Linked DNA regions of Homo sapiens: region 2 is linked to region 1. The links are chromatin loops, found by intact Hi-C in ENCODE. Cell type or tissue: endothelial cell of umbilical vein. All regions are shown on one strand. Each heading gives the region's core, and the rest is flanking DNA. Links, peaks and the distances in the headings are about the cores only. Region 1 has its middle 120 kb from the start of NEDD9. Region 2 has its middle 45 kb from the start of NEDD9.

What was found. Hi-C counts contacts between places; a loop is a spot of excess contacts. Peaks named below come from ENCODE experiments on the same cell type or tissue, not always from the same donor. Only the 100,000 strongest peaks of a DNase experiment are listed, where the experiment ranks them.
Region 2: a loop joins it to region 1, with 7 times the contacts of the local background. A loop is called at or near these places in 7 of 110 quality-filtered maps.

Annotation. Positions count from the first base shown.
Region 1 is chr6:11,349,032-11,360,390 of GRCh38, reverse strand. It overlaps a transcript of NEDD9 not described here. Among named protein-coding and RNA genes, the nearest start is that of NEDD9, 120 kb to the right of the region's middle. In endothelial cell of umbilical vein, for the core only: no CTCF peak of the experiment used is centred there; a DNase peak (open chromatin) is centred at 6,110; H3K27ac peaks cover 2,480 bases.
Region 2 is chr6:11,272,137-11,283,495 of GRCh38, reverse strand. It overlaps a transcript of NEDD9 not described here. Among named protein-coding and RNA genes, the nearest start is that of NEDD9, 45 kb to the right of the region's middle. RefSeq lists enhancers at 5,579-5,678, 5,689-5,738, 5,839-5,908 and a silencer at 5,806-6,100. In endothelial cell of umbilical vein, for the core only: no CTCF peak of the experiment used is centred there; a DNase peak (open chromatin) is centred at 6,085; H3K27ac peaks cover 722 bases.

The DNA.
Region 1 (11,359 bases), core at 1,652-9,651:
ACAGTTCTCACCTGTGTGTGGGTTATTCACTTTCTGCTCTTCCCTAAGACTCTCCTTAAATTCCTGGCAGACTCTTGCTCATGCTCTCCTTTGGGAGTTCTTCTTCTGCTCTACAATGCTTTCTGCATTTGAACCCTTTCCTCATATGTCACACCCTCTTCACCCTAATGGGGGTTTATTTTGCTTGATCACTCTTTAATCCATCTGTACTTTCCCTTTTGAGTGGCACCCAAGACTGAGCCTCGTTCCAATAGCAGTGCCCTGGAACCACAGATTTGGGAGCTGAATAGGACTGTCATCTCTTTGCTGTGTCACACACTAGTGATGGAAGCCTGCAGAATTCTCCCACAGATGGACAGTTTAGTTATGAATCCCACACCAACTTCTGCTCATCAAACATCCTCCTTTCATGATATAGGCAGAAATTTCAGAAGATTATTTGATAATGCCTTGTTTTATTTTTTTGACACAACTGTCAACCACGCCACTTCAAGATGTGGTTTGTCCCTCATGGCATGAAACAGGTCTCAAACGACTTGCTATCTGGCAACAAAATGGTACACCAACACATTAAACTCCTTCAACAGGAGAACATCTTCATGACAAAGACAGTGGTTCGCAGGTTGGACACCAATCTTATAGGATGGGTTTCCTTGGAGTTCAGGGTTAACAACATGTGGCAACTTGTTTGGGATATTATGAAAGAGAAAAGTATTCTATTCTGCCTTAACCATGGCGGAAGCAGCCCTTGAGGAGCTGCTGTCATGACTTCCAGTCATCCTTCTAAAGGAAGATGTCTAGAAGAATGTGGGGCAAAAGTGAAGTTTGTACAGAGAATGAGAGGAACTTACAGATAACTTTGAACTGGCATATCTGTAGTTATCTCTATTAATGTGAATTTACAAAAAGTTAACTAGTGAAATAGGGACAGATAGGCATTTGTTCTCTGAAGCCATTTGGGTATGTCTTCATAATCCCAGGACATTGGGCAGAGGCTTCCTCTATCCTCTTACTCAGAGAAATCCAAATATGGCAAATGATCCCTGTAGCTTCCTGGGCAAAGGCCCATTTGCTTCTGATTCTTTCAAGGGTAAACAGGAAGGCTTTATAGAAAGCTTCAGCTTGTTTCTCCAAGAGTTTCCTAACACAGAGATAAATACATACCTTCCCCTGACATCTCTCCACCCTGCCCACGTGAAACCCTTGCTGGCTCTCTGTCTCTGTAACCCCTCTAGCCTTTCCTTTCTGGGGGACTTGCCAGCTTGCTACTCCACCTGGAGAACAGAACAGGATGGAGTAGAACAGGAATTTTCAATTCTCTCCTTTATATACAGAAGCTCTCTCAAGTCTCTCTAAGCTTTTCAGACTTAACGTGTCTCCTACAAAATATTTGTTCCTGACTCACCACTAAGAAGATGAACTTTAAGAATTGCACAGTTTGCCTCTCCCCCATGATAATATGCATAGCTAAGCCACAGCAAGGCTACCTTTCTCATTCTTGCTGCCTGCCGATGGTGTGATCTTAGCCCCTCTCTCAGTATTTGAATTTCCTCGGTCTTTATGAATGGTAAGAGTTGTTTAAGTCTCTCCTTGCAACACTCCGCCACCCACCATTCATCCCATAATCTTTCACATGGAAGACTGCATGTATTTTGTAAAACCAGGGGGAAAAGTCCTGATTCTAAATCAAGAGGCAATTATTAAGAGTGGCACGCAGGTCATTTTTCTTCCTTCCTCCAACCACCCTGTCAACCACCACCCGCCATGTTCACAAAAGCCTCCAAGGCTACCTACAAGAAAATACCCAGCTTTCCTCTAGGGTGACTTGACTCTTCAAACTGCTTCTCAGTGGAAAACTTTTTAAACGCTCCGTTTTATTTATTCTCTAACAGTTTTCCTGTTAACTAGGTTTGGAGGTGTTTTCTGAAACATGAATGCCATTAATCCAACACCAAAAAGATTCCAGAACTTTCCAGGGCACACATGGCCAAGCCTTCCAGACCAGTTTGCACTGGAGGAGCGTTCTGCACTGGCAGGCGTTTCTGCAGCTTCTGACATCAGGGAAAAGGTGTTATTCCTACAGTGCTGCTGACGTTATGTAACAGCAGAGCCATTGCTTTTTTTTTTTTTTTTTTTTTTTTTTTGACGGAGTCTTGCTCTGTCGCCAGGCTGGGAGTGCAGTGGCGTGATCTCAGCTCACTGCAACCTCCGCCTTCCGGATTCAAGCGATTCCCCTGCCTCAGCCTCCCGAGTAGCTGGGACTACAGGCATGCAGCACGCACGCCCGGCTAATTTTTTGTATTTTAGTAGAGACGGGGTTTCACCATGTTGGCCAGGATGATCTCGATCTCCTGACCTCGTGATCCGCCCGCCTTGGCCTCCCAAAGTGCTGAGATTACAGGCGTGAGCCACCATGCGGCCCCATAGCTTCTTTAGTTGAATGGCTGCCTCTGGAGGCGGGACCCACAGGGACTGCCTGGGTGGAAGAAAGGCAGGGAAGGCTGCTTTCACTCATCACCGCAGACTCACTGCCATTCAGCTAGGCCGATCTTGTAGAACTGACGTAGAAAAGATTACTTCTCCATAAGTATAGGTTCTGGTCAGAACCAAACTCTCTTTCCAAGGACTGCTTCCTGCCTGTTTGTGCACACATCTTGTTTTCTTAGGGTCATTGGGACTGAATACTAATTAATCGAGGTCTGCATGATCAGCACCGAAGCAAGCGCCTGAAAAGAGAGTGAATCTTTTTTAAAAGTTACTTTATTATTTGTATTTATTTTCTGGGTGTTGTTTCTGATTCCAAGTAGTTACATAAAAGTTGCAAAGCCAGTTAAACACCCTCTGAATGTTCCTGCAGAACTTGGACTGGGCGCTCCCTATTTAGAGGTTAATAATGGTCAGTGGCTTTCTCTTCCTTTCTAACTTTATTTGGGGTGTGCCTAGCCTTGAGATCTGGGTTGTGGCCATGAATAGGTCTCTGTAGTCCAAGAAACATTTCTCAGACTACGGAAGATGTGTGGAAAGACAGTGCCAAGCTGCCTGCCGCTGTGGCAGCACCAACGGAGAAGAAAAACAAGCCAAAGGATGCGGGTGTGATCAGGGCCTGCGCAGGGGTTGGAGTGGTCATTTGGGGCTTCCAGAGGGATAATGACAAGTTTATCCACAGGAGTAAAGGGTTAGAGCAGCCAGAAGACGCTTGTGTAATGTCCCAGCAAATCAATTTAAAGACTTAAATATGACAACATGCTAAAGAAAGCCTGGAAGGAATTGGTGGGTGAAAAGGAAATCTGCCGGCCTTCAAAAGTGAAAAACGAAGCAAAATGGAGCTCCAAAAAATGGTGGCTCAACGAGACCCCAGTGGGCTTGGCTAGAGGCTCCGGAACAGAAGGCCTCAGTCACCTCATTGTATTCAGCACAGTCTCTAAAGCTGAGAGCAGGAAATCCTGTTGCCCCACCCATGTCCTCAGCTGAGGTCCCATGAGACAATATTCCTTAGATACCAGCAGAAACTTTTCTTACATGCGAAGGGGTGTAATTCACAATATTCTTTAGAAAGATGGTTGAAAGGTCACGTCATTCAGGCCATAAAACATTTATCCACACATTTATTCATCAATAATTTACTGAGTGCTATACCAGGGGGAGGGGAAAGGGTGGGGGGGGTGGGTTATGATGATGCCAACGATTAAAGAGACCAGTCAAGACACTCAAGTGAGCCTGTGGTCTAAAATGATGCTACTGAAGGTGGCAGATGCCCACCTGGGAGTATCTTAGGAATGCAAATTCCAGCCCCGCCCAGCCTTACTGAAACAGAAACCCTGGGGGTGGTGCCCAGCCATCTGTGTTTTAACAAGCTTTCCTGATGCACGGAAAATTTAAGATGTATGGGAACATGGTGTCTCAAACAATGATGTGTCCTGGCCATTTGCGAGATGTGTGGAAAGTAATATATTATTAATGATAGTTAGCATACCGACATTTGTGAATAATTTATATGTATGTCACCTGCAAAGATTTTGTAAAAATACAGATCCCTGGCTCCACCCAATTCCAACGGAGTAGAAATATCCAGGTGTGGCAGGCAGTATTTAGTTTTAAGACTTCCCAGGTGACTCTTAGGATCCGTCAGGTGTGGGAACCAGTGGTCTATAAGAGCCATTTGCCCCATAACAAAGAGAAAAAATCATGGAATTCTAGAGGGTGGTCCCTCGGAGAGCAGGTTTCCCCACTCCCCTAACAAATGTTAGGCAGATCTCAATTGAAACACATACAAGAGAAACTCCAACTGCAGCAGAAATGGAGTGGAGGTTGCTTCATACTTTCCTTTCTGCAGTGGCTGTTGCAGCTCTTAGTAAAAATCTAGAGCTCTCGGCCGGGCATGGTGGCTCACGCCTGCAATCCCAGGACTTTGGGAGGCCAAGGTGGGCAGATCACGAGGTCAGGAGATCGAGACCATCCTGGCTAACACGGTGAAACCCCGTCTCTACTAAAAAATACAAAAAATTAGCCGGGCGTGGTGGCGGGTGCCTGTAGTCCCAGCTACTGGGGAGGCTGAGGCAGGAGAATGGTGTGAACACAGGAGGCGGAGCTTGCAGTGAGCGGAGATCGCGCCACTGCCCTCCAGCCTGGGCGACAGAGCGAGACTCTGTCTCAAAAAAATAATTAAAAAAAAAAACCTAAAGCTCTCAAAAATATGGTTTGAAAAGCATGGATGTTTCTATCACCACCTCCTCCTCCTGCCACATACGCCCCATTCATTGATGAAGAAACCAAGGCTCAGAAAAGTAAAATGACCTGAAAACATGTGACTGACCATTCAGGTCTGCCCAAGACTAAAGGCATCCCAGAAATTAGAGCGTTCAGTTTTAAAACAGGGACAGTCCCAGACCAACCAGGATGAATTCGTCACCCTAGGTCGGAGACTTCACGACACCCACAGTTCTTGCGTTTTGGCTGATTTATTATTGTTGTTGTTGTTGCTATTATACCATATTACTGCAAGAAGAATTCAAATTACTATTGGTTTTTAATTTTTTTTTAAATTTTTCTAGCCCCTTGAGAAGTTCTTACTAAATTACTATGGTTTCCTTTTAAAAACCATATTTGTTTTTATTCCCTCATTCCAGAAGGATTTAAGGGAGTAATACCCTTATTTTATGTGTTTTGAAATACTTGTAAGTATTCTAAAATACTCTGGACTATTCCTGTGTCCATGTCTCCTCTATCTGACTTCAGACCCACCATACCATATGCATTTTCTCTTTGGCTTCCATATATTTGTGTGATGTTTGCTATGGCACCTACTGTGCCCTACTGAGATCTGTGTATTAGTCAGAACTCTTTAGCTTGCCAGTAAAAGAAAACAAAAGGATGGAGTATGTCAGCTTGGGTAGCAGAAAAGAGCTTCAGGCACAAGTGGATACAGGGGCTCCACCTCATCAGGACATGGTCCCTCTTTGAACCCATAGCAAGATGGTCACATGCAGCTCCACACACCCGCATCCTCCCAGCAACCCAGCTGACGGCATCTTGTCCCCAGTAGCTTTTGTAAAAGTCCCTAGGATGAACTCTGTTTGGGCTGACTTGTGCTATGACCCTTCCCTAAACCAGTTGCAGCCCCCAGGACAATGGAATACTCTGATTGTCCAGACTGTGGCCATGCACCCACCCCTGGCACCAGGGTCTAAGAAGAGAGAAATGCAAGTCTCCCAAAAGAAAGTCAAAAGATGGTTCCTAGAAGCAGAGGAGGAACAGATGCTGGGTAGGTGAAAACAGCAAATGTCCATGGTAGTCTTAAACAGTTCAAGAGGGCTGACCAACTGATTGGCTGATGCACGGGCAACAGCATGCAGCTCCATGTCTTCCTCTATCCCCACTCTGCTGAGATCTAGGTACTATTTTCCCCTGAAACACTAGGTTGCAAGACTCCAAGGTCACCATTGTCAGTTCTAATTTTGAAGACACGCACCACATTTAGCTGAAGCTAGCAGCAGCCCCAGAACCCATGGGACTCCATCCGAAAAATGATAAGCCCTTTGCTGGGCTCCCAAATATGGAGCTCCTGAGAGTGAGGAGCTGGTGACTCATGTTCTCTGTGCTTTGGTTGCCCCCACGTTTTCCAGCTGGGTTGGTGACGTGGGACTCAGTACTTTCTTCAATGCGTCCTGTACACAAAGAATAAATAGCCCCAGAGCTCTTTCTTTTTCTTCCTGCCTTTCTTCCTGTAATTCATTCTCAGCCCAACTCAGCTTTGTTCAAACCACAGTATTTCACATTGCCTGGCAAGTTCTGACACAGCTGCTTGCTTTATTCTTTCAGTCTTCTGTTAAGCCAGAGGTAAAGTTATACCTTGTGGCTAATTTTTAGTCTGTAAACCTTATCCCTTGTTCAAGCCGAAATCTTAGATTAATCAGCATGAAAATGCCAGCTCCCCCAAGACCGTTGAATTATGGCCCCCATCACTCTTCCTGCCCTGACATTCATTTGAGTCCCTTTCAACTTTTACAAGTTGTTTTCTCTTATCCATGAGCAAGGTGGTGGCTTGGGCCTTTTTAGGCAATTTTCTTTTCTTCTTAATCACCTGCCCCTATTCCATCCAATCTATTTCAATTTCTATATAATCATGTAATACATCTCTAATTTGAGTCACCAGGTTTTCCACGTTAAAGGTGGGCTTTAGGAATGTTTATTTTACAAACTAATAGAACTTCCAGTCCTATGGACTCTAACTAGTAGTGGGGCCACTGTGTCAGCTTCCCAGAGCTGCTGTTACAAAGTACCATAAACTGGGTGGCTTCAGATGACAGAAATAGATTTTCTTACAGTTCTGGAGGCCAGCAGTCTGAAATCAAGGTGCTGGCAGGGCCACGCTCTTTCTGAACCTTCAAGGGGAGGATCCTTCCTTGCCTCTTTCAGCTTCCAGCAGCCCCGGGCATTCCTGGGCTTGTGGCAGCATCTCTCACACCTGTGCCTCCATCTTCACAGGGCCGCCTTCTCCCTCTGCGTCTCTTTCACACAGAGTTCTCTTCCCCTTTTACAAAAACAGCAGTCATATTGTATCAGGGCTCACCTTCATGACCTCATCTTAACTTGATGAAATCTGCAAAGATCTTATTTCCAAATAAAGTCACATTCGCAGGTGCAAGGAGATAGGACTCCCACATACCCTTTCATGGGGAAGGAAGACACAATTCAACCCCTAGCAGCCAGGAAAGAGAAAAACAGGGACAGAAAAATAACTCTTTGATCTTGGTCAACCAAAAAGGGGATCCTGATGTTCTCAGAGGATGTTCACCCAGAAAGAGCCTGGGACCCCGACAGGAACATCTGGAGATGGAGGCGAAAGCCTAGCAGCAAAGGTGATCGCTCAAGAGGGCAGGAGAATCCACTGGAGGGCAAAAGCCAAGGACACATTTGTGCTTGAAGAGCCTACTGTGTGCCACATGTGCTTTTATCCCATTGAATCCTCAAATAACTCTGCCAAAGAGTTGCTATTATTCTTTTTTAATACATGGAGAAACTGAGGCTCTGATTAAATAATGAGACCCAGATTATAAGTAGAAAAGCGAGATCATGATTGCTATTACCGCTGTCACTTCTGTTTTTAATAGGCATTGGATCTCTTGTGCTACTATACACCAAGGATGTTACCTGTATTAACTGAGATCTTCACAGCTCACAAAGCTAGATATTGATGGCCTTATAGAGATGAAGAAACAGAAGCTCAAAGAGTTTCAATCACTTGCCTGAAGTCACACAAGTATTACATAATTCAGCCAAAATTTAAACTCTGGTCTTTCTGACTGGCAGGACCATTCCTTACCATGATGCCATGTTGCTGGTGGACATTAGGGTATCTAAACTAGGGTAGTCCTAGCTTCAGAGAAAGAAGCTGTATAAAGAAACCAAATGATTATGCTTGAGGCTTAACCAAAGCAATATAAAAAGTGTATGTTCTCAGGGGAATGGGCAAAACAGAAGAGAAAAAGGCCGGCCACCGAGCGGCTGTGGGTGAATGAGTTAACCAAAGAGCAAATGTCTGAGTTGGATCATGAAACAGCAGATCAAGTGGGCTCAGTGTCTGTAAACATCTACACTGCCCATGAGGACAAGATCTGTATGCTCCATCTACACCCAGAGGCTGAAGGAATGCCTGTGGTGTAGACAACTCACTTTTCTAGAGAAATGGAGAAGGGATTAGACATGTTAACCCTGAAGAAAAGGAAACTTGGGGTAGGGTAGGCTCAGAAAGTCTTCAGAGGTTGGGAACGTGGCCCATGAAAGAGCAGGGAGACTGGAAAGGGACCCTGCCTGTGGAGGCAGCTCTGGGCCCCACTTGAACACACACGGGTGAACCACTTGACCCACCTTACAGTGAAAGAAGCTGGCACCTGTGGACCACTGGAGAAACCTCAGTAGCCATCTGGTGTTCCCCAATGACTGTGTTGCTCACAACCCTCAAGAGTCCTTTGTTGCTTTTGGAATTGTAGGGCTGGCAAGATGTCTTCACCCACTGCTAGATTCATGGCTGAGGCCCCTATAATGAAGGACAGATGAACAAGAGAAGAACATACAAACGCATAGAATATAAGTTTTACATGACACAGAAGCCTTTGAGGGGAAATGAAGAACCAGAGAAACAGGGAAACCTGTGTATTTGCTATGCTCGATTGGATGAAGAGTGGACAGTCATGGAGAGGCATGACCGAGCAAAGCGGGTGATAACCTGGAGGGAATGTCACCACATCTGTTGGCTCAGATTCTCCTCTGTGTCCTTGTGTCTTCAGAAAAAGGATGTTCCTTTCCTCTGAGTATGCGGGCATCACTCACACCAGGGTCCAATGTCCTACTTCAGGGGAAAGTCAGGAAATCCTTCCTGGGACTGATGACCGGCCTCAGAGAGAAGGGTAGAACAAGGGAAGGTGAGAGTGGCCTTTCTGCTTTTGCTGTTTTCTCAAATGCCAATTTTCTATTTTCAGGGGCAATATGTCCTGAACCCCATCAGGATGAAGCCCCAGCTCCATGAAGCCCCTCTTGAACTGGTCCATCCTACTGTTCCAGTCTCAGCTCCCTCTGCTCCAGGCCTTGAACTTCACATTCCAGCCTGGGGACTCCTGGCAGTTCCCTAAATATGCAAAGAGCTCAGCTTTCTTTCCTGGTCCTGGTCCTGGTCACTTGGCCCTCTCTGTCTCTCCCTTCCTTCTTCCCATCTCTCTTCCTTTCTGGCTCATGTCCCTCGCACATGCTGTAAACTCTTCCTGGAACATCTCCCTTCCACCTGTGAATCTCTTGCCAGCTCACTTCTTTTCTCCCTTTAAGAATCCACTTCTCAAAAGAAAATGGCAACTCTGTGAGGTGATAGAAATGCTGATTCGCTTGATCATTGTGGCGTCCACAATGTATATATAAAACAAGTTGTACACATTACCATGTATAAATTTGTGTTTGTCGATTATATGTCAAGAAAGACAAGGAGGTGTGGAAAGACTGCACCTCTGTCAAGACGCCTTTCTGACCACCCCCCGACCCTGGTTGACACTCCCTGACATGAGCCCCCGAGTGTTTACCTACGCTATGTGTATCAGGGCATCCCGACCACTTGCTCACTCACCTGTCTCCCCACTGTGAGGTCAGCGGCAGGGCCTTGTTCAGTGTCTTAGTCATATCCCCTCCAGCACCCACCATGACCTCTGGCACTAAGTAGGGGCTCAATAAGCCAATCATTGTGTTGATGTACCAGTGACATTGAGGGAAGACCAAGCTCGCCGACCTCTAAGATCCTGTCCACTCTGAGAGTCTGTGAGTCTGTATTTCTGCTCCCACAGTTAGTCACGGAGGAAGTTGCCAAAGCAGATGATGAGACTTCTGTTTGGGGTTGCCCAGGTCTGCCTGGCCTTTGCAATTTGTAATCAGGTCCTTTGAAAGAGAAACTGAACTGAGAGAAAAACACAGTTTGGATGAGGCAAGAGTTGCAAAATAATGAGTTATGTAATGGTGATGGTGGCCTGTGGTAGCATCTTTGGCCCTGCCCAGATGATACAAGACTTTGTATGTATACCCTTGAGCATGGCCAAAAGGACAATTGTCAAAACCACGGCTTAAGTGTTCAAAAGCCTCTTTTCCCATAAGATGTTGCCTCTTGAGGTCAGACTGAAATCCTGTACCTGTAATAATTTCCTCCTTAGGACTGGATGTACATGAAAAGATTGGAGATATATATGTACCTTTTTTATATGCCATGTAAATGGTATAACCCTTGCACTCTTTGGCCATTAACAGCCAATTGTCAATTAGTTTATTGTGTATTAGATCAAACTGTATTGCCCAGGCCAGCTCCTGAAGAACTGTGAACTATGAACATCTCAGCCTAGAAGGATAATGTGACCTTCAATTTGCACACCATCCATTGTCTCTTTCAAACTAAGAGCCTCTCTAAGCTAGATAGGCCAAGGATTATTTTTTTAACTTTTATTTTAGGTTCAGGGGTACATATACAGGTTTGTTACATAGGTAACCTCATGTCATGAGGGATTTTGTATAGATTATTTGGTGACCCAGGTACTAAACCTAGTACCCATTAGTTGTTTTTTCTGCTCCTCTCCCTCCTCTCACCCTCCACCCTCAGTTAGTTCCCAGTGTGTGTTGTTTCCCCACATCTATCCATGTGTTCTTATTATTTAGCTCCCACTTATAAGTAAGAACATGCAGTGTTTGGTTTTCTGTTCCCGATTAGTATGCTGAGGATAATGGCTTCCAATTCCATCCATGTTTCTGCAAAGAACATGCTCTCATTCTTTAATATGGCTGCATAGCGTTCCATGGTGTGTATGTACCACATTTTCTTTATCCAGTCTATCATTGATGGCCATTGTGGTTGATTCCATGTCTTGGCTATTGTGAATAGTGCTACAATAAACATAACATGTGCATGTGTCTTTATGATGGAATGATTTCTATTTCTTTGGGTATATACCCAGTAATGGAATTGCTGGGTCAAAGGGTATGTCTGTCTTTAGGCCTTTGAGAAATCACCACGCTGCTTTCCACAATGGTTGAACTAATTTACACTCCCACCAATGGTATATAAGCATTCCCTTTTCTCCACAATCTTGCAAGCATCTGTTATTTTTTTATTTTTTGTTAATAGCCATTCTGACTGGTGTGAGATAGTATCTCATTGTAGTTTTGATGTGCCTTTCTCTAATGATTAGTGGCATTAAGCTTTTTTCATATGCTTGTTGGTCACATGTATGTCTTCTTTTGAAAAGTGTCTTTTTATGTCCTTTGCCAAATTTTTAATGGCGTTGTTTTTTCTTGTAAATTTGTTAAAGTTTCTTATGGGTTCTGGATATTAGACAGA
Region 2 (11,359 bases), core at 1,445-9,444, 77 kb after region 1:
GTAACCAAGATTCTACTCAAGTTCCCTGATCTACAATAACAGGATGGCATTTGAGCCATTCATTCATTCATTCATGCATTCAGCAAATCCTGACCACCCTCTCACCATGGTCAGGTATTGTTTTAAGAGCAGGGGACACAGTAGTGAACAAAACAAAATCCCTACTCCCACAAAGCTTATATCCAAGCCAAAGAGACAGGTAATCAGCAAATAAACACAAAGGTTGTAATAGGTTGTCAAGGAGTAAGGGATTTCAAGAATAAAAATAAAATAGGGTAAAGAGATGGAGAATGCCAGGAATGCTAGTTTAGATAGAGTATTTAAGGATGTTCTTTCTGAGGCTGCAATGGTTGAATAGAGACTTGAAAACAGTGAGTGAGGCGACAGCTGGGCAGCTAGTAGAACATTCCAGGTACGGGACTGGCAAATGCCAAGGTCATAAGGTAGAAGTTTGCTCAAAGTGTTTGAGGAAAATAAAAGAAGCCTGTATGGTTGCAATAAAGAGATCGCTGGAGAGGCATCCAAAGGCCAAACCATATAGGGCATTGTAGGTGATCATAACGACTTTTCTGTATATTCCAAGCGAGATATGAAACCACTGGAGAGTTCCAGAAGGAAAGTGACAAGATCTGACCTTATTTAGAAAAATCACTTGGGCCGATATACCTAGAACAGATCACCAGGGAGCCAGAGGGAAAGCAGGACAGCCAGCGAGGAGCTGTTGCCGTAGCTCAGGAGAGAGATATTGGTGGCTTAGATGAACAAGGAAGGTAGTAGTCAAAGAGGCAAGAAACAGATATGTGATATATGTTGAAGGATGGGATGTAGGGTTTAGGTTCCATGCCATGAAAAAAGTAAAAAATGACTCTAAAATTGGTTATAGCAAAGGAGAATGCCATTTACTGAGATGTAGAACCATGGAGAAGGTTGGAGGAGGGACAGCAAGTCTGTTCTGGACATGTGAAGTTGGCATTGTCTATGAGATATCCAGGGTTCATGTTGAGCAGGCAGTTGTATACACACAGCTGGGCTTCAGAGGAAGAGTCAAGGTTAGAGAGACTTCCGTTTGTGGTCATCACTGTCTGCATGGCCATTAAAGCCATGGCACTGGCACCATGTGGTGACTTGCTAGAAAAGAGAAGAGGAGCATCCAAGAAAAGACAGTGAGAGGGAACAGCCAGGGTTGTCGGAGGAGTATCTGGAAAGCATGGTAACATGTAAGCCAAACTGTAAAATTGCTCCAAGGAGGGAGTGAGCAAAAGTCGCTGAGAGGTTCAGATGGCGTTTTTAATCTCTACTATTTATTACTGAATTAAAGGAGATGAACACCTGAAACCATGTATTAAAGTACCTTGTGCTACAGGTCAAGTACCAGAAATCTTGACCAAAAATAGCTTAAGCAATAAAAGCATTCATGATGTCACATAATATAATTCTCTGAGAAGAGTAATTCTGAGGGCCGGGCACAGTGGCTCATCCCTGTAATCCCAGCACTTTAGGAGGCCGAGGCAGGTGGATCACTTGAGGCCAGGAGATCTAGACAAGCCTGGCCAATATGGCAAAACCCTATCTATACAAAAATTAGCTGGTTGGGGTGGTGTGTGCCTGTAATCCCAGCTACCCAGGATGCTGAGGCACAAGAATTGTTTGAACCCAGGAGTTTGCAGTCAGCCGAGATCACATCACAGCACCCCAGCCTGGGTGACAGAGCGAGAGTCTGTCTCAAGATAAAAATAAAAATAAAAATATATAAAAAAAGAGTAATCCTGAGGTTGGTTATCTCATTGGCTCAAACATATCAAGGACCAAGATTTCTTCATCTTTGGGCTCTGCCACCCTGTTGGCCAGGTGTGGTGGCTCATGCCTGTAATCCCAGCACTTTGGGAAGCCAAGGCAGGAGGATCCCTTGAGTGCAGGAGTTTGAGACCAGCCTGGGCAACACAGGGAGACCCTGTCTCTAAAAAGATAAAAACAAAAGAAAAAACGGGGGGACTGCTGTAGCTCCAGATATCACATCTTCTCACACCAATGTCCAGAGGTGGAATAAAGGGAATAGCCTTTCATTGTGTCTCTTTCTAAGAGTGAAGAAACTTTACCAGCAACCTCCTGCATAATTATCTTTTCAACGAACCCAGAACTGTACCATGCACCCATGTCTACGACAATCCTGGAAGGCAGAATGATAGAAATCGATATCACACTTTAGGGCTGGGGAAGAGCCCAGGGCCTCTCAAAGGACATGGCTGCTCTGAGGAAGGTGGAAGAAGTCAGGGTTCTGTAAGCAAGAAAGAAGACTTAAAAGGGTAGTTCTTGGTTCAACAACTGATACCATCTGCAACACAAGCATTTGGGCATTCTAAACATGCCTATCTTTCTTCCACAGCAATGATACAAATATAGGAAGTTATGAATAAATATTCATTATCTCTCAGCCAAGAGGACAAGGTTTTCCTTTTCAGGCTAGTGTTTGAGCAACCATTGAATGCTTATGCATGTCGTAGAATCTGTGGGTTCAAAGAGGCCTTGAAGGTCCATGTATCCTCAATATAAAATCCCCATGACTTCTTGTATTAGAAAAGATCCCAGCAAGACATACAGGACACACTCAGATTATCCTAATGTAACAGGAACTCAGAGGATTTGATGCCAGGACTAGCTACAAGTGAGGCCAGGGCTTGGCAAACACCAAGGGCAATGCAGTGGCCAGGGCTAGTGTCAGGGAAACCTCCCTCACCATGCCTAGGAGGCAGAAGAGGGCTCCAAGCGTGGGGCCCCCAACAGGAGTCAAGACCATTGGTTGAGGGACATAGCCAAGCCACAGTGGCCTTGTACGGATGGGAGAGGCAGGGGAAAATGTCCAGACTTTACTTCCTTCTCCACTCAACTGGAAGCCAAAGGGCAGAGGAGCCGCCCAGTGGAATAACTGCAGGTCAGACTCTGGGGTGCAGAGCAGGGGAGAAGAGGGTGGAGATGGCACCGGAGGAGCAAATGGAAGACACCCAGTCCTCCCCATGGTGGGGGCCAGCCACTCCTCAGGCTGCTCATTTCCCCTGGCCAGTTCTGACTGCTGGAAAGTTCCCAGTCAATCCAGGGTCCATGCAAAACAGGTCTAACTCTTCACTTACATGAAAATACTTTAGATAGAGGACAACAGCCCACACACCTCACAGCCAAGTGGTGGAGTGAACAACCTTGAGATGTTAGTTTAGTTCCTTGGCCCCAGGGTACCCAGTGTCTGATGGAATTGGAAAGCTAAGGTCTCCATACATCTTCCCCTTGGCATGTTGTTTCTCAGCTGGAGGTAATTGCATCCCCCACAAGACACTGGCAATGAATAGAGACATTTTTCACTGTCAAAAATGGTGGAAGGCATGCAACTGACATCTAGAGGGTAGAGACCAGGGATGATGCAAAACATCCTATAATGCACAAGGCAGCCCCCACCATGAAGAATGATCTGGCCCCAAATGTCAATAGGCCAAGGATGAGAATCCTGCCCAGGCAGGAGCTGAGCCTGGACAAGGCTGTAGCTGCAAGACCTTTCCCGGGAGCCACCCACGATGTTTCTCTGGGACATCTTTGTTTTCAAGGTGAGCTAATGCTGAAATCTGTGTTTTCAAGGTAAGATAACGCAAAACAGTGCTAGAGTCCTTGAAGAACTGGAGGGAAGGAATAAGCAGCAATGGAGTTTCAGGGGTGCGGGGAGCGGGAGGAGATGAGAGCTGTTTGTTTGCAGTGGGAATGGCAATTGTTGAATTTCCCCTTGCCTGGCCCCGGCTTCTCAACTAATGCAAGGGGGAGCCCTGAGCCACCCTTGATATCCTGCGAGCCATCCTCACATCACAACATCAGCTTTCGCAGGCAAGCATGTAAACAAGAAGACCAGCCACGAGAAACATAAGAAAGAAATAAAAGTTGTTTGGTCTTCTGTCAGGAACAGATTGTTGGAATATTCCAACCCCAGTCCAAAAAGAACAACCAACAATAACAACCGGGAGACCGCAGCCCACGCTGAGACACACGAAGCCTTCGCTTTTCCCGGTGCCGCGGACCGTTTCCAGGAGAACGCGCCGCTGGCATCGTCCTCTGTTTTTGCCATGGCCTGGGGAGCTCTAGTGTTTGTCCAAGCACCCGCATTAGGGCCAAGAAATATGAAAATGTCATCTGTGAGCATGAATCAGGAGCAAGTGAACTTCTCATCTGCTGAAAGTCAGCAGGTGTGAGTATTCTGACAAACATCTGCAGTCCTGCAGCAATTCCTCATTTATTTGGCATCAACAGATCAGCTGGAAATATCATATTTTAAGTGAATCTTCCAGATAGCTCAAGTTCACCCTATTAAAGAATATCCTTAATGATGTAGCCTTTTAGGGTGAAGACAACTTTCCAAAAGGTATCTATTGCCTTTACTTCAATCAAGTATATTGACAATATTTCTATTTTTTAACTGGCTCAGAATAATGAGTATAATGTAATAATAAAAATAATAAGATGTCTGCAGACCTAGGGGTAGTTTGCCCAGACATTAAATGAACCCAGATCAGAACCTTTTTCCCCCTGCTTTTTTTTTTTAACTCTTTATCCTCCCTTTGTGTAGCTGTCAGCTGCTACTCTTTACTTACATCTCCCGACCTGTCCATCTGTAATCCCTGCCTTCTAGTAATTGCCGCTGTGGGCTAGGACAGTGGTTCTGAATGTTGGCAGCATGCTGAAATCTCCTGGGTCCCATCTCCAGAATTGTGTTTTCACTGGCCTAGGCAAGAGGACAGTTTGCAACTCCCCAGGTGACTGTGTTGAGTAGCCAAGGCTGAGAACCACTGAGATGGGAAATCCAGTATCTTATCTGTTAGAATTGTGCACAAAATAAGAGTTAATATGATCTGAGAGATTTTCCTACAAATAAGCTTTAGTGTATAAACCTTTGGCATGTATTTTGAGCTCTTCGAATCTGCAACTTTCTCATTCTTAGCTGTACCTCAGCAATGTGACCTCAAGCTAGGAGAGAGGTAGAAAGGACCAGTGGTTAAGTGTTTGGGGTCTAGAGCTCAATTACCTAGGTTCAAACCTCAACTCTGTGGCCTCGAGCAAGTATCTTAACCTTTTTGAACACCAGCCTCATCTATAAGTGTTGGAAGGACTCAGTGAGTCAGTGCACAGAGAGGGCTGGGGACAGGGTCTGGCACGTCACAACACTCAGCACAGTCAGCGTTACAGGCAGGGTCTGGCAGGGTACAGAATTCGCTTCAGATGAACAAGGAGGAGAGGCAGAGGTGCGAACTGGGAAAAGAGCGCAATTCAAGGCTACTGTGGTTCCCAGAGGCTGGCGAGTGAGAAGCTTGACTAGCCTGGACAGGAAGCGGGAGGGGAAGAAGATGTGTTATGAGATCCCAGGGAAAGCTGAGGCTGTGGAGAGAAGCAGGGAGGCAGCAGAGAGGAAGCACCCGACTCCCATTCTCCCTCCAGCCTCCGACCTCTTGCAGGAGCCTCCCTCCCGCTGGCTGGATCCAGTGAGAAGCCAGGGAGTGGAAAAGAAGTGGCCCTCAGGCTCAGCTTCTCAAGAGGCAAGGCAAGGCAAAGGAAGAAAGAGAATGAATCTGGGTGGGTGGGAGGCAGGCAAATGGAGAAGAACCAGCCGAGTTAGCTATTACTAATCATTCCGTAGCTGGGAAGTCACCAAAGAAAGTCCCTATTGCCCTAGAGTGGGTGAACGCTACACAACATCCGCTGTAGAATCAGAAAGAGAATTGCCCCTCAAGTTCCCACATGCTGGAAGAAATGTGCCTCCACCACAGACCTTTAGCACCAAACTGAGATGGTTCAACACTGCTATGGGCAAAAGTCCAATTTTTTAAGATGTCCTAGCCTCCTTGAGAATCTCAGGGCTGAGGGCAACGTGCCTCATCCCTGTGGACTAGTTCGCGCTGCTCTCTGAGCCTTTTCTCACCAGCTGGCCTCTGTCTCTTTTCCACCCCCTGCCCATGCCTGTCAGAACTCAGACCTCCTAGCTCACTTCCTTTGCTAATTGAAACACATTCCTGAGCCCCATTTGTAACATGCTTTGGAATTTCTTCCTCCACCACTTCCCCACCCCCAAACGCCACCTCTCTCTTCTCACTCATGAATGTTGACCTTTTGTCTAATAAAAGCTTCATTCTTCCAACCTCCCACTATTGACTTAAGTAGCCATTCTTGGCTGTGTTTACATTTGCTCTCCAAAACCATAGTCTCACTACCTATCAAGTACTCAGTGGTGTAAGTAGAGGCAGAAACCCTTTTCTTCCAGCAGCTTCCATTTTAAGTGTAAGGACAAGAGACATTGCTCAGAGTGGCTGGTGGCTTTCCCAGTGGATGTCTTTGCAGCGTGATAGTTCCGCCCCATGCTTTGCCACTGCACCATATTACAAATGAAAATTAGTCACTTCCAGATGCACCCCCCGGGCATCAGAGCCCTCTTGTACTGTGCTGGTACACTTGCTTCGCTGCCTTGGAAACTCTGCAGTGACTCTATTTTCATTTCCATCACTAGTTTGTTTGTTTGTTTGTTTGTTTGTTTCCAGATCCTGTAACCAAAGAGCTATTCCTTTGCCAGGATCTAATTGAACTATTCATCCTTGTTCCTCCATTATGTTCCTTCCAAATTCCTTTGAATCCCTCTTTCCCATCACATATGCATTATGCTATAATAATGGCCACTATTTGGCTCTGTTTTCCCTTGGAAGCCTGGCACATGTTACTACTGTGCTCTCCTGAGTAAAGAGAGAAGGTGGAACCAATCCTGTTCCCCTCTGGTACTCAGATGCCCTTCTGCAAAAGCATCAGAATCAGGGAACCAGGACCTCCAGAAAGAGCTGGGTTTGAAGTTAAAAAAAATCCTAATGAGGTTTGACTTGGCAGAATTTTAAGCACTGATTTGGGTTCAGGTGGGCCAAAAGCGTGAGTAGCAGCAACAGCAGCACCCTCTGTGTACCCACTCCCTGCAAACCCCTGTTCTAGGCCCTAGGAATTCCATCAATCCCTACCCTCAAGGAACTTACATTTTAGATAAGGAGAGAAGACTCAGCATGTGTGCGCGTGCGCACACACACGTGCACACACACATGCACGCACACACACACGTGCACAGGTGCACACACACGCATGCACACATACATGCACACACACACAGAGCCAATAATGCAGGCTAGCATAGAATGAATGCCAATTAAGTAGTAGCTAAATAATAATAATTAACTTGCATTTAAAAATCTGTAACACAGGCATTTCTCTTAATCAAGACTCATTTTCTCCCAGGTAATTTCCATTTTAATTGGTATTGGTGGAGGTTTTAATTAGATTTCTTAATCTATCTCTGTTTCTGTTTGCACAACTGAAAGATGTCTCCCACTTCCAAATCTAGCGTATTGTTTGAAATTTTGAATTTATGACATCTCCACAAATTTACTATAGATTGATCCATCAGTATCTAATGATGTCTTGAGATGATTTCTTATGATTAAAACACTTTAAAGTAGTGATTATCTAAAGTAGAATCTAACTTCCCGTTTGAGGAGGTTGAAACATGTGCTTCCTATCTTCGGTTCTCATTTTTTTTAATGTGGGTGCTGCTTTAGCAAAGCCAATAACTACAAGAACATCCTCCCCCAGTTTGAGTAGATGTGTCACCAGAAAAGCAAAAGTCCAATGCTGAGTGATTTGAGTGGCTTGGAAGAATTTCCCAGCTTGCAGCTTATACTGAACGAGCATTAATACAAGTAAACCATTAACTCATCAGTCACACCTGCTCTGTTTGCTCTGTGCTTGTTTCTATCCTAGCACCCTTGACAAAGTGCTGAGCTTGCTGCCTGTGGGCATGTCGGCCTCCTTGCTAGACCATTCACTAGCTGAGAACATGCAGGAGGTCTTTTAAAAAAAATTTTGTATATATATATATGTGTGTGTGTGTGTGTGTGTATGTATGTATTTTAATTGACAAATAAGAAATGCGTATATTTTATGATGTACAGCATGATCTTTTGAATGTTTGTGCAATGGCTAAATCAAGCTAATTAACATATGCATTAGCTGACATATATCATTTTTTTAGGGTAAAAATATTTAAAATCCACTCTCTTAGCAATTTTCGAGTATGCAATACTTTACTATTAACTATAGTCACCATGACACACAATAGATTCTCTGAACTTACTCCTCCTAACTGAAATTTTGTATCCTTTTACTAACATTTCCTCAATCCCTGTACCTCCTCTCCCCAACCTTAGCCTCTCATAACCACCTTTCTACTCTCTACTTCTATGAGTTCCACTTTTTTACAGCCTGCAAGTAAGTGAGATCGTGTTGTATTTGTCTTTCTGTGTCTGGTTTATTCCCCTGAGCAAAATGTCCTCCAGGTTCACCCATGTTGTCACAAATGCCAAGATGGCCTTTTTTGAGGATATGTAGTATTCTACTATCTATATGTCCTGCGTTTTCTTTATTCATCTACATTTATTCATTTATCCATTGGACACTTAGGTTGATTCCATAACTTGGCTCTTGTCAATGCTGCTACAATGAATATGGGGGTGCAGAGAGCTCTTTGACACACTGATTTCATTTCTTTAGATTTGTACCTAGAAGTGTGTATATATCTAGACCAGAATGGAATTGCTGGGTCATATGGTAGTCCTATTTTTAATTTTTTGAGGAATTTCCCTACTGTTTTTCATAAGGACTGTACTAGTGTACATTTTCCCCAGCCGTGTGTAAGGGTTCTTTTATTCACATCTTCACCAACACACATCATTGGTTTTTTCATGCTTTATTTTTTGGTAATAGCAATTCTAACAGGTCTGAGGTCATATATTATTGTGATGCAGTAGGTATTATTCAGCTTGGTACAGTGAGTACAGCAGAGAGTACAGTTCCCAACAGAGAGTACAGTGCTCTGTGCCCAGCAGGCCCAGAAGTGGATTAACGAGTTGATTGAATAACTGATTAGTGGGAAATAAGGAAAGCATTAATACTCCCAGAGAGCAAGGATAGACCTAGGGGTGCTTGTGAGAAACCAAGGTTGATCTACAGCATTCACAGCCTGGTGAAAGGGGCCCAGAGTGTGGCACCAGCTGTAGCCCTGTCTGCACTGAGGGCCAGGTGAGTGAGATGTGACTGGGTACCCCTTCCAGGTCCAGGGAAGAATCTGAAGAGTGGGGCCCACATCACCCTTCAGAACATAAGACATGGACACTCCCTGATCACAGGGACAGCCCAGGTCATTTAGCCCTATCCCATACCCCTTTATAACAAAATACTCTATTATTACTTCCGTAAAACTTGGAAATTGAGATATGTGCAAATGAGGGTATGTTCCAAAAAGCTCCTAACAAATACTAACTCCAATTCTCATCTGGTTCTTGGGCTTGACATAGAGAGGGAGAGAGAGTGGAAAAAGGATTTGGTCTCAAAACAACTTTTGGATTTTGCCTGGAAACAGTATCTCGTAGCATGTTCATTGCAGCCTTTGGCTGAATTCTTTCATTAGAAAGAGGAAAAGCACATTTGGATGTTGACGTGACATTCAGGTAGGCAACATTTCTTTGCTCGACTTGGGAAAATGCTAATGAAGAAGAAACCAATCCTATAAAAAGAGGTCAGAGTACGTCAAAGTACCTGTCCACCCCCATAGTCGTTTTCCTTAATCTTGACATCTGAATCACTTGCTGTCGGGTGAACACAGGAATTTTCCAGGGAACAATCTCATATTGAGTGAGGCTCTACTCACGGTTGCCCTACATGTCATGGGTGTCCATTTCGGCCTTCCATTGTATGAACAATGCCCAGGGTAATTCGGATCTTGATAACATTGACTCACAACCTCAAATAAATGAAGTCATATCAAGCCACTGGCAAGACGGAATCTGCCGGCCGGAAAGGGAGTAGAAGGCTAGACCACAGGCGGGGACTGTGTGGAGGGCAACACAGGTGAACGCACACAGATAGGCGCAGTCCCCGGCCGTTCGCACCTCAGCATCGGTGGCACTTGTCATGATTCAGGTTGCCCTTGCTTTCAGCAAATTCAACCCTTTTGAATGCTTGTTTTTATAGAAACTAAATTAGAGAGGGATTATTCATTTACAAACAAATTGTTCATTTTAACCAGAGTCTTAAGTAACTGATACCTCTGTGCTAGTTATAATTTTTTTAATCTCAACTTGGATACACATTTTCAAGAATATATCTATTAGGTAAAGTACACTCACATAAGGAAAAGTAGATGGTTAATTGCCTGGCTATTTAATTCCCAATATCATAATCTTGGACACTCCTTTCAATAAACCTTCACCTAGCCAATTCCCAAGAAATCACTTCCTCAAGTGAGTTAAACTGGGCAACGGTTAAGCAATAGGAGTGTCTTTTTTTCAGATGCCAGCACAGAGCCACTTGTCCCTGTTAATCACGAAGACTGGAAAACAAGCAGAGCTATGTGACGGATATATTCACCAGACCCTATCTCTGTGGGAGGCGGTGTTTTGGCACAGACAGGCTGATGATTTCAGGGTCAAGAGGGAAGTGATTAATCAAACTGGGAAGAAGACAGAGGAAAATCCAGCAAACAGCTATGAAGAACATATAAAAACAACAACCACCCAATATCTGTATGGGTAAACAACGCTCCGTTTGCACACTGGAGAATGCAATGAAGTGTGACCAGGATGAAGCCGAAAACAAAGAAATGATGCTTCCAACTGCGGCTCCCAGGCATGGCTTTTCTTTCTGCACCTTGGAGACTCCTCTGCAGCTCCATTCTCATCCCACACCTCCAGGGTCTGTGCACACCAAGGCAGGTGGAAGGGGAGGCAAGGAACTGAGCAATCTGAGGTTAGGTGGGGGAAAGGAAACACACCTTCTACTATTAGTGCAAAACGAGAATTTTCCCAGTTACCGATCTTGAAATAAATTCATCAGATGATAGCGTTCTCCTTCTTCTTTTGCCCCTTCTTTTGCTCACACATCCTACCTTAATTTGAAACATTGCAATGAAAGAGAAATGTAAAAAGCAAATCTAGACCAAGCTGCGTTCAAATGTGCATGTAGCCAGAAACCTTAAAAGTAGAAGGTGATCATTTTGTTTTGTTTGAATTTTTTAAAAAGTATAACATCTGTCAGGTACTGACTGTGAATTCTACATCTTGTACTGAGTCGCCCCTCTCTTCTATGGAACATTAGAAAGCAAGAGGAACTACCATTTGTGATAGACGAAGACAGATTTGCAGGTGGAGGGAGTGACAAGACCTGATTTGTTTTCTGCACATAATGAGTAATCCTTCAGACACAGAGATCCTCATCTGCAGCACGAGAGAAAAGGTAAACCAAGTCCCCAGGC